Regions from separate parts of the Homo sapiens genome. Here region 1 is linked to region 2. The links are chromatin loops, found by intact Hi-C in ENCODE. Cell type or tissue: lower leg skin. All regions are shown on one strand. Links, peaks and the distances in the headings refer to the core of each region. The heading gives the core; the rest is flanking DNA.

The links. Hi-C counts contacts between places; a loop is a spot of excess contacts. Peaks named below come from ENCODE experiments on the same cell type or tissue, not always from the same donor. Only the 100,000 strongest peaks of a DNase experiment are listed, where the experiment ranks them.
Region 1: it touches region 2 in a loop (9-fold over the local background); 5 of 110 quality-filtered maps call a loop at or near these places.

The regions. Positions count from the first base shown.
Region 1 is chr16:71,293,673-71,299,058 of GRCh38, reverse strand. All of the region lies in intron 1 of LOC102723786 (a long non-coding RNA gene), which reads right to left. Among named protein-coding and RNA genes, the nearest start is that of CMTR2, 7.0 kb to the right of the region's middle. In lower leg skin, for the core only: no CTCF peak of the experiment used is centred there; no DNase peak of the experiment used is centred there.
Region 2 is chr16:71,228,175-71,233,560 of GRCh38, reverse strand. HYDIN (HYDIN axonemal central pair apparatus protein) reads left to right here and starts at 2,839. Exons shown (of 86, transcript NM_001270974.2): 1 at 2,839-2,999. In lower leg skin, for the core only: no CTCF peak of the experiment used is centred there; no DNase peak of the experiment used is centred there.

The DNA of each region.
Region 1 (5,386 bases), core at 174-5,173, 65 kb before region 2:
TTTTTTTTTTTTTGAGATGGAGTCTTGCCCTGTTGCCCAGGCTGGAGTGCAGTGGCACTATCTTGGCTCACTGTAAGCTCCACCTCCTGGGTTCACGCCATTCTCCTGCCTCAGCCTCCCGAGTAGCTGGGGCTACAGGTGCCTGCCACCACGCCCAGCTAATTTTTTGTATTTTCAGTAGAGACGGGTTTCACTGTTAGCCAGGATGGTCTCAATCTCCTGACCTCATGATTCACCCTCCTCGGCCTCCCAAAGTGCTGAGATTACAGGTGTGAGCCACCACGCCCGGCCAAGATAATTATTTTTTCAAGATGGAACTGGATGTGGTGAGTAAGGTTAAGAGGGGTGATTTCTAATTCTGTTAGGCAATTGGCCAGCTGATTCTAGCCTCAGTAATGAGCTCTGGGTTGGAAAAATAAACTTGAGGATCATCATTAGATTTAAAATTGCCTAGAGATGGCCCAGTGAGGTGATTTATGCTGTAATCCTAGCACTTTGGGGGGCCAAGGCAGGGGTATCGAGCTTAGGAGTTCAAGAGCAGCCTGGGCAATATGGCGAAACCCTGTCTCTACAAAAAATACAAAAATTAGCTGGGCATGGTGGCGTGCACATGTAGTCTCAGCTACTTGGAAGACTGAGGTTGAAGAGGGGTCGCTTGAGCCTGGGAGGCGGAGGTTGCAATAAGGTGAGATCGAGCCACTGCACTCCAGCCTGGGCGACAGAGCTAGACCCTGTCTCAAAAAAAAAAAAAAAAAAAAAGGCCTAGAGATGAGATGATATGTCCTAGGGGAGTATGTAGACTAAGAGTCAAGGGCCTAGCAGAGAACCCTGAAGATACAGTTTTTTAACAAATAGGCAGAGTTAGTTGTTAAAAATCTGTATCTTCAGAGTGTTGGGGGCATGGTTTCCTCCTATGGTCATTCTTCTGTAGGCTTCTTTGTAGGTCTACAAAGCCAACAAAGAAGCCTAAAGGAGAATGACCACAGGAGTAAAATCAGGAGATCATGTTGTCACAAGAACCACGGAAAAGAATGTTTCATTTCAATAGGGTTGATGAGTGCCAGAGATTTAGTAAAGAGCAAAGAATTCTGAGTTGGATGTAGCACCATAGGAAGTTATTTGGGATCTTCAAGGAGAACGTTTCAGGAATATAATGGAAGAGAAGGAGATTTGTCATTAGTTGAGAAATTATTGGAATGATGAACTGGAGACAGTGAACACAGAACCCTATCAAGAACTTTGACTGTGAAGGAGGTAGAGCGAGAGAAAGGGCAACAATTGGAGGAGGAGAGACTTACTTTCAAGATGGTAGAGCTATGCATGACTAAACGTTGATGGAAGGTTTCCAGGAGAAAAAGAGAGATGGAGAGAGGGGAGAGTGGGGAGAGGAAGGCAGGGAAGGGTGGGGAGAGGAAGGCAGGGGAGGAAAAAGGAGGGGAGGAGGGGAGGAGGGGAGAAAGAACTCTGAAACTTCCTCCACTTATAAAATAATAAAACTATCTGAAATCAGTTGGAACCAATATGGCAATGGACTGAGCTTGCTGACATCATAGCCTGAATTTCCGCTGCATACTTTCCCATCAGGAAGTATAAAGCATTAACTGTGCATGCCCAAGGACCTTCCAGACCTCCCCTTTCCTTCCACCAATCACCAGCGGCTAATCCCAGAATCCACTCCCAAACAGTTTCTAATGCAATTACTGCCTTGAAGCCAGCACAGGAAGACAGATTTGAGCTGGACTCCTCTCTTCTCATTTGTCAACTTGTAATAAAAGCCATTCTCTTCTCAAACACCCAGTATCATAGTATTGGCTTCTAACACACTGAGCATTGAGCTGCTTTTGCTAGGTAACAAGAGAATGTTCAACAAAGAAAAAGAAACTAGACATGCAAGAGTGTCTATTTATCATCTTCTACAGCAAGCTTCCACAAATAAGGATCCACCAGCCAAATCCAGCCCACTGCCTGTTTTTGCGGTAAAGTTTGATTGCAATTCAGCCACACCCACCTGTTTACACATTGTCTATGGCTGCCTTACAGTTACATCAGAGTTGAGTGGTTGTGACAGAGACCTTATGATCTGCAAAGACAGAAGTTTTACTATCGGCCCTTTACAGAGAATTTTTGTCAATCCCTGTTCTATAGGAAAGATGGGAAGGTTTTGGAGAAAAGGCAACCTTCAGAAAAATCCAACTTCTGAGTCTGTTTCCTTTTCTGCAAAATAAGGACACCATTCATTAAATCAGTCTTTCATTTCACAAACATTTATTGATTGCTACTATGTGCCAGAAGCTGGGAGTGCAGAGATCAATAAGATCTAGCCTTGTCCTTTGAAAGCCCATGGTCTAGTAGCAGAGATAGATGGATAAACAAATAGTTGGAATACTTAGAGTCCAATGCTACGTGCATGCTATGCAGATGAAGGGGAGGCATTTTACCTGGCTTGGATGGGGCTGGGAAGGAATCATTGGCATATGAGGTTGCTATGGTTGAGAATGAAACCAGTCAGTGATTAGTGTGGCACAAGTAAAGATCAAAGAGAATCAAAGAGGAAGAATTCTGGAAAGCACTAAGATAGAAGGGCTAAGGGAAGGGAGACTGAGAAGGAGCAGTGAGAGAGGTAGAAGGAGAACAAGGAATGTGTTCCTGGTTGATTTTAGAAATATAGCACCCTATCTTCCAAAAAAGAACAGACATTTTTCCAGAGCCTAACATTTATCAGATACTGGCTAAGTGCAAGAATCTGTCTAAGTACTTTACATTCATTTGGTAATCCTCAATACAAGCTGGTGGGAGAGGGATGTCTTCCTAGCCCAGGGTTATACAACTATTAGGTGAAATATCAATGGGACACACATAGGATACCACTCTATCACTCTGCCCTTGATACACCTCCCTAGCTGATCATTGCCCTCCCTGCTGAGTCCAGATGTGGCTTCACAATGTGTCTCAACAGAGCTTTCTGGGCAGCCACCACCAATCAGTTGGAGTTGGCCCCTGAAATGAAATCTATCTTATTTTTTATCCCGTCTTTTTTTTTTTTTTTTTTTTTTTTTAGTTTTTAGAATCTATGTTTTTGAATTTCCCATTACAAAAAAAAAACTCTATAAAAATGCTACTGGTTGTATTTGATAAAAATTTTGCACTTGATTTTCCATTATTTAATTTAGCATTGATCAAACTCTTTGAAGACGGCAAATAGTGTTTTTCTTTCTTTCCATTTTCAGCTACTGCCTTCTTAAGCACATTTTCTTTTTTTTTAATTATACTTTAAGTTTTAGGGTACATGTGCACAACGTGCAGGTTTGTTACATATGTATACATGTGCCATGCTGGTGTGCTGCACCCATTATCTCGTCATTTAACATTAGGTATATCTCCTAATGCTATCCCTCCCCACTCCCCCCACCCCACAACAGGCCCCAGTGTGTGACGTTCCCCTTCCTGTGTCCATGTGTTCTCATTGTTCAATTCCCACCTATGAGTGAGAACATGTGGTGTTTGGTTTTTTGTCCTTGTGATAGTTTGCTGAGAATGATGGTTTCCAGCTTCATCCATGTCCCTACAAAGGACATGAACTCATCATTTTTTATGGCTGCATAGTATTCCATGGTGTATATGTGCCACATTTTCTTAATCCAGTCTATCATTGTTGGACATTTGGCTTGGCTCCAAGTCTTTGCTATTGTGAGTAGTGCCACAATAAACATACGTGTGCATGTGTCTTTATAGCGGCATGATTTATAATCCTTTGGGTATATACCCAGTAATGTGTTATCCCCTGTCTTAATGCATACCCAAGCAGTTTGTAAAGTACAAAGCACCCTTGCCTTAAAATGTGGTATTACTATTACTATTGATTATTAATAAAATTAAACAAAATAAAAACCTAACAATGACATGATAATATGTGTGACATTCAACCTAGATGTTTTGGAATCTGGAATATATTTTGGCAATGTAAATGTAACACAAATACATAACTGATCTTTAATAAATTCATTATACTCTTTTCAAATTGAGTCTAGGATGCATACTCATTCCTGGAAATCATTCCTACATGTAATTTAACTGAGCAAATAAGGAATTTCTAAAATGTACGGGAGATTGAATGGATTTAGGAATGGGGCAGATAGTCCCCTTTATTATGTTTAACATTTTAAGGAAATATTTCAAACATTCAGTAAAGAGAAAAGTATAACACCCATGTATTCACTACCTAGATTTTAAAAGTAGGCATCCCTCAGTATCCATGAGGGATTTGTTTCAGGACCTCCCTACCAGCATACCAAAATCCATGGATGCTCAAGTCCTTTATATAAAATAGTGGAGTATTTGCATATAACCAATGCACTTCCTTCCATATACTTTCAGTCATCTCTAGATTACTTGTAATACCTAATACGATGTAAATACTGTGCAACTAGTTGCTATGCTGTATTGTTTAGGGAATAATGATAAGAAAAAGAGTCTGTACATGTTCACTACAGATGCCACATAGATTTTTTCCTCCAAATATTTCTGTGATTGGCAGAATCCACAGATGTAGAAGCCAGAGATACAGAGGGCCATCTGTACTAGCATTTTGCCATTGCATCAGAGATTAATGAAAAGAATACAATTATTACAGATACAGTTGGTGTTCATTTTATGCCTTCTTCCCATCCTGAATTCTCTCCTTCTCCCTGGAGGTTACCACTCTTCAGAGGGTGGTGTGTATCCTCTTCATCCACGTCTTTATATTTTTACTATATTTATATAAATGAATACTAAACAGAATTGTTTCACATGTTTTTAAACATTACAAAAATGCTAAGGCAATGTAAAATTGTTCTGCAACTTGCCTTTATCATTCCATACTATGGTTTTGAAATGCCTTTGTGTTGATTCATGTGTTCATTCATTTTATAGCCTGTCTTCTTTCTATTCTTTGAAACCTGTCCAAATTGTTGAAGACAGAAAGCAGATATATCCGACAGCTTCTCTGTAGCAGATATGAAATCATTTGGCCTCAATTGTTTTCTCTTTTTTCCCTTTTTTCTTCTTAGTCTCTCCCCTCCCCTTTCCTCTTCTGCTCTATTAAGGATTTTGAATATAAAAGGAAATAGCAGAAGAGAGAAAACTCTTCATGGAGGGTCTGAATTTAGCACCTTATCTTCCAAAAAAGAACGGACTTTTTTTTTGGAGCAGCTAACATTTGTCAGATACCAGCGAAGTGCAAGAATCTGTTCTAAGCACTTTACATTTATTTGGTAATCTTCAATACAACCTAGTGGACAGAGGTGTCTTCCTAGCCCAGGGTAGGTGGTGATTTTAACCCAGGCATTGAGATGCCAGAGCTGATGCCCTTCCCTATTCAAAATAAAAAGTCATGTTGATCCCAGCC
Region 2 (5,386 bases), core at 144-5,143:
TGTTAATAGTATCACATTGGCCATTGAATTTCAACACATGAATTTGGAGGGGACACTTTCAAACCATAGCACTCAGTTTTCCTTTTCTGAAACCTCTATCTAAGAGATGGAAAGGGTCTAAAATGACCCTGTACAATCTCTCTTGAATGAACTTCATCTCCTTCATAGAAAGCACTCACACATCTTTTATCTGTAAATCCTAGGGGAAGAAGGAGGGTTGTTCCTAACCAAGCAGTTCTTCTTTGCACTGCTGACTGCTGACTAGTGAGCATATCTCTTGCCCTTTTTAGCATTTCCAGGTAGGATTCAGACACAAGCCCACTGTGCCCTCTGAACTGTAGATGCCACATATTAAACACCCAGTGGCTTCCTCAAAGCCCTTTTCTTTTGACTGGAGATTTGGAGGTGGGACTCACAGCTCAGCTCTTTTTGAAGAAATCCTTCATGAAGATCTTCTTTAGAAATCCTCTTAAATCCCCCACTCCTGGCCCCTCCCCCCCTTTTTTTTGAGACGGTGTTTCGCTCTTGTCACCCAGGATGGAGTGCAATGGCGTGATCTTGGCTCACTGCAACCTCCGCCTCCTGGATTCAAGCTATTCTCCTGCCTCATCCTCCCAAGTAGCTGAAGTAGCTGGGATTACAGGCACCCCCCCCCCCCCCCCGCCGCCACCATGCCCAGCTAATTTTTTATATTTTTAGTAGAAATGGGGTTTCATCATGTTGGCCAGGCTGGTCTTGAACTCCTGACCTTAGGTGATCCACCCGCCTCAGCCTCCCAAAGTGTTCGGATTACAGGCGTGAGCCACTGCACCCGGCCTTCTCCTGACTCTTTTATACACTCAGTGTGCGGAAGATTTAAGAGTTGCCTAACTTGTTTTACTTCTAAATTCTTCATCTATGTTCTTTATTTGAAATTTGCTATTTATCATGCCTCTACCAAAATGTCTATTTTAACATCTGTAATGAGATTTCACTTGTTTATTCAAATAGCATTAAGCTCCCACTAGACCAGCACAGTCCACTAGCAATATAATACAAGGTGCATATGTAATTTAACACTTTCTAGCAGCCAGATTTAAAAAAAGAAAAAAACAGGTGAAATGAGTTTTAATAATATATCTTATTTAACATAATATATCTGAAGCATTATCATTTCAATATGAAATCAATTTAAAAATACTAATGAGATATTCTACATTCTTGTTTTACACTAGGTCTTTGAAATTTGGAGTCTACACTTACTCCACATTCCATTTAGGACCAGCTACACATTCAGTGGTCGATAGCCATAAATGATGAGAGGCAACTGTAGTGGAGCAGTAGTACAGCAGTAGACTGTAAGTTCTGTAGGCAAAGTTGGTGTCTGTCTTGTTCATTGTTATAAACAACAGTGTTTGGCATAGAGTAGGCATTCAATATTGTGAAATTGAACTAAATATAATTGAAAGAATGAAGACATTACCAAGGGAATCCTTCAATGTTTCCCCACAGCACTTACAGTCTAAATCATTCAATTCTGCACGCAATTAGTTGGCCCACATAGTTTGTAATTAAATTATTCCACAAGCATTTAAGGTTCACAAAGGAGGAAGCATCTTCATCTTGTTATCTGTTGTATCTCCCAGTCAACCACAGTTCCTAGTATTGTGATGTGTAGATTCATGCAATCAACAAATATTTATTTAGTGTCCACGCCAGGCCAGTTACTATTTTAGGTGCTGGGGATACTATAAGGGGGACACAGTCTCTGTTCTCATGGAGCTCACAGACAATAAAAAGTTACAAGAGCTTTGAAGGAAATAAATAAGGTGACATGAGAGAGTGTGATGGAGGACAGAGCAAGGAAGTACGGAGGAGAAGGAGACAGTATTGTGAAGAGCCAGGGAAGGGCAATCTGAGTGTGTCTTTTTGAGGCAGCCACATTGACTTTTCATTTTCTCGAATTCTCCAAACTCATTTCTGCCTGTAACTTTCTATTCCTTTTTCTTGTGCTGCCCACCCTCTCCCTTGCTCTTCTATAGCTGGTATCTTCCCATGTCTCAGCTCAAACGCAACTGTCTCCTCAAAGACACCCTCCCTAACCACCTGTCTACTGGGCTCATCACCCTTGACACTTCCTATCACATCCTGACATTTTGTTTAGTACCACAACCTGAAATGATCTTGTTTATGCTTCTATGAAATTGCCTTGACAATTGCTATCTTTCAATGCTGAGAAAAGTGTCCCTATGACAAATATATGACCCACAATTAGTGATCAATAGATATTTATTAAATGAATGAATGACTGAAGGTCAAGAGTTAAAGCATTTGGGAGATGTCTCAAGTCATGGTTTGAATAAATGTAAATGAAGTCTAGGAAGAACCACACTCTATTTGTCTGGTTTCTCTGAGAAGGAAGATGGGGTTAATGGATGTGGGATTTATACTCTTGCGCCGTCTCGGGCATGGGGCAACCTGAGTTTTGGTTCCAGCTCCTTTGAGAATCTACAGCTATGGACCATCTGACCGGGTAAATGGCCACAAACTTTTGCTTATAACTTAAGGGGGTTCGTGGACCTCCTGAAGAGGTCAAAGGACCACAGGTTAAAAATTCCTGTAGAGATAAGAGATTTCCACAGCAACACTGGGAGGCAGGAGGCAGGTGTTCAATGAGATAATGCACGAAGCATCTTTAAAGAACTAGGCCTGGCGAAGTGTGGCTTTGGGGAGAGGTGGTGTCCGAAGAATCCTTGGAAACCAAATTCTTTTGCACCTAGCAGCTGGGGCGGTGGTTGCTATTGACGCTTGCCTCCTCCAATCATCGCGCGGCTTGCTAGGCTGTGCGGCTCCGTGGTTACCGTGGCAACGGACGGCAACAGCTCGGGCGGCGCATGGAGAGTGCGGGCGGCTTCAAGCTGGGTATGGAGCCCCTCAGCGGCGGCGGGGTCTGTGAGTTGGACGCGGGGTCTTGGCGGGGAATGGAGGTAGAATAAACGTGGGACCCGGAGTGCACCAAGGTCAGAGGTCCTCGCAGAGATTGTGGGGTCAAAGTGTGAGGGACATGGGGGCTAACCGGGGCGTCCCCTCTTTTCGTCCTCGTCCTCGCCCTGCGTCCCAGGCGTTCTCCAGACTTTCCAGACCCCTCCCCTCCTCAGCCTTCCCTAGCCACTTCTCACTCCCATGAAAGTTACGGGACCTCGGATTTTTGTTCTTGGGATTCCCCTGCCAGACAGGTAGCCTGAAGGGCAGAAGGCCTGAGGTGCTGCCTCGCTTCCAACTTGGAATTAGCCCCAGGCCTTGGACGAATCATTTCCCGTCTTACCGGGGAAAATGGTAAAATTCACCTCTTTTAGGTGTACAGTTCCAAGAGTTTTGAAAATATAAAGTTCTGTACTGTATTAATCTGTTATCATTCTGCTAATAAAGACATATCTGAGGCTAATTACAAAGAAAAGAGGTTTAATTGACTCACAGTTCCACTTGGCTGGGGAGGCCTCACAATCATGGTGGAAGGCAAAGGAGGAGCAAAGTCGTGTCTTATATGGCGGCAGGCAAGAGAGCATGTGCAGGGGAACCTCCCCTTTATAAAACCATCAAATCTCGTCAGACTCAGTCACTATCATGAGAACAACCCAGGAAAACCCACCCCCATGATTAAGTTACCCACCATGGGGTCCCTCCCATGACACGTGGGGATTATGGGAGTTATAATTCAAGATGATATTTGGGTGGGGACACAGCCAAACCATATCATGTACTTACTGCAATAAGTATGTAGAATGATTCCATTAGCTCAGAAAGTATCTCTTGTACCTCATTGTAGTCAATGCCCCTTCCCCACTTCCAGCCCATAGCAACTAATGAAATGATCTGTTTTCTGATTCTGCATTATCCAGAATGTCACATAAATGAAATTATAACATACATAGCACTTTTTGTCTGGCTTGTTATACTTAGCATATTGCTTTTGAGATTTAACCATGTTGTTGTATGTAACAGTAGCTCATTTCTTTTCATTGCTGCGTACTATTCTATTGAATGGATGTACCATCAGCTGATGGACATTAGGATTGCTTCCAGTATTTGGTAATTATTAATAAGTAAAACTGTTATAAATATTCCCATACAGGTATTTGTATGGACATATGTTATTATTTTGATAAATACCTGGGAGTAGGATTGATAGGTTATATGGTAAGTATTAATTTTACAAGAAACTGCCAAATTGCAACCTTGTTAGCAGGTGATCTTTTTTTTATATGTATATATTTTTATTCTCCTTTAAGTTCTAGGGTATATGTGCACAACGTGCAGGTTTGTTACATATGTATACATGTGCCATATTGGTGTGCTGCACCCATTAACTAGTCATTTACATTAGGTATATCTCCAAATGCTATCCCTCCCCCCTCCCCCCACCCCACAACAGGCCCCGGTGTGTGATGTTCCCCTTCCTGTGTCCAAGTGTTCTCATTGTTCGTTGCCCACCTATGAGTGAGAACATGCGGTGTTTGGTTTTTTGTCCTTGTGATAGTTTGCTGAGAATGATGGTTTCCAGCTTCATCCATGTCCCTACAAAGGACATGAACTCATCCTTTTTTATGGCTGCATAGTATTCCATGGTATATATGTGCCACATTTTCTTAACTCAGTCTATCGTTGATGGACATTTGGGTTGGTTCCAAGTCTTTGCTATTGTGAATAGTGCCGCAATAAACATATGTGTGCATGTGTCTTTATAGCAGCATGATTTATAATCCTTTGGGCATATACCCAGTAATGGGATGGCTGGATCAAATGGTATTTCTAATTCTAGATCCTTGGGGAATTGCCACACTGTCTTCCACAATGGTTGAACTAGTTTACAGTCCCACCAACAGTGTAAAAGTGTTCCTATTTCTCCACGTCCTCTCCAGCACCTGTTGTTTTCCTGACTTTTTAATCGCCATTCTAACTGGTGTGAGATGGTATCTTATTGTGGTTTTGATTTGCATTTCTCTGATGGCCAGTGATGATGAGCATTTTTTCATGTGTCTGTTGGCTGCATAAATGTCTTCTTTTGAGAAGTGTCTGTTCATATCCTTTGCCCACTTTTTGATGGGTTTGTTTTTTTCTTGTAAATTTGATTGAGTTCTTTGTAGATTCTGGATATTAGCCCTTTGTGAGATGAGTAGATTGCAAAAATTTTCTCCCATTCTGTAGGTTGCCTGTTCACTCTGATGGTAGTTTCTTTTGCTGTGCAGAAGCTCTTTAGTTTAATTAGATCCCATTTGTCAATTCTGGCTTTTGTTGCCATTGCTTTTGGTGTTTTAGACATGAAGTCCTTGCCCATGCCTATGTCCTGAATGGTATTGCCTAGGTTTTCTTCTAGGGTTTTTATGGTTTTAGGTCTAACATGTAAGTC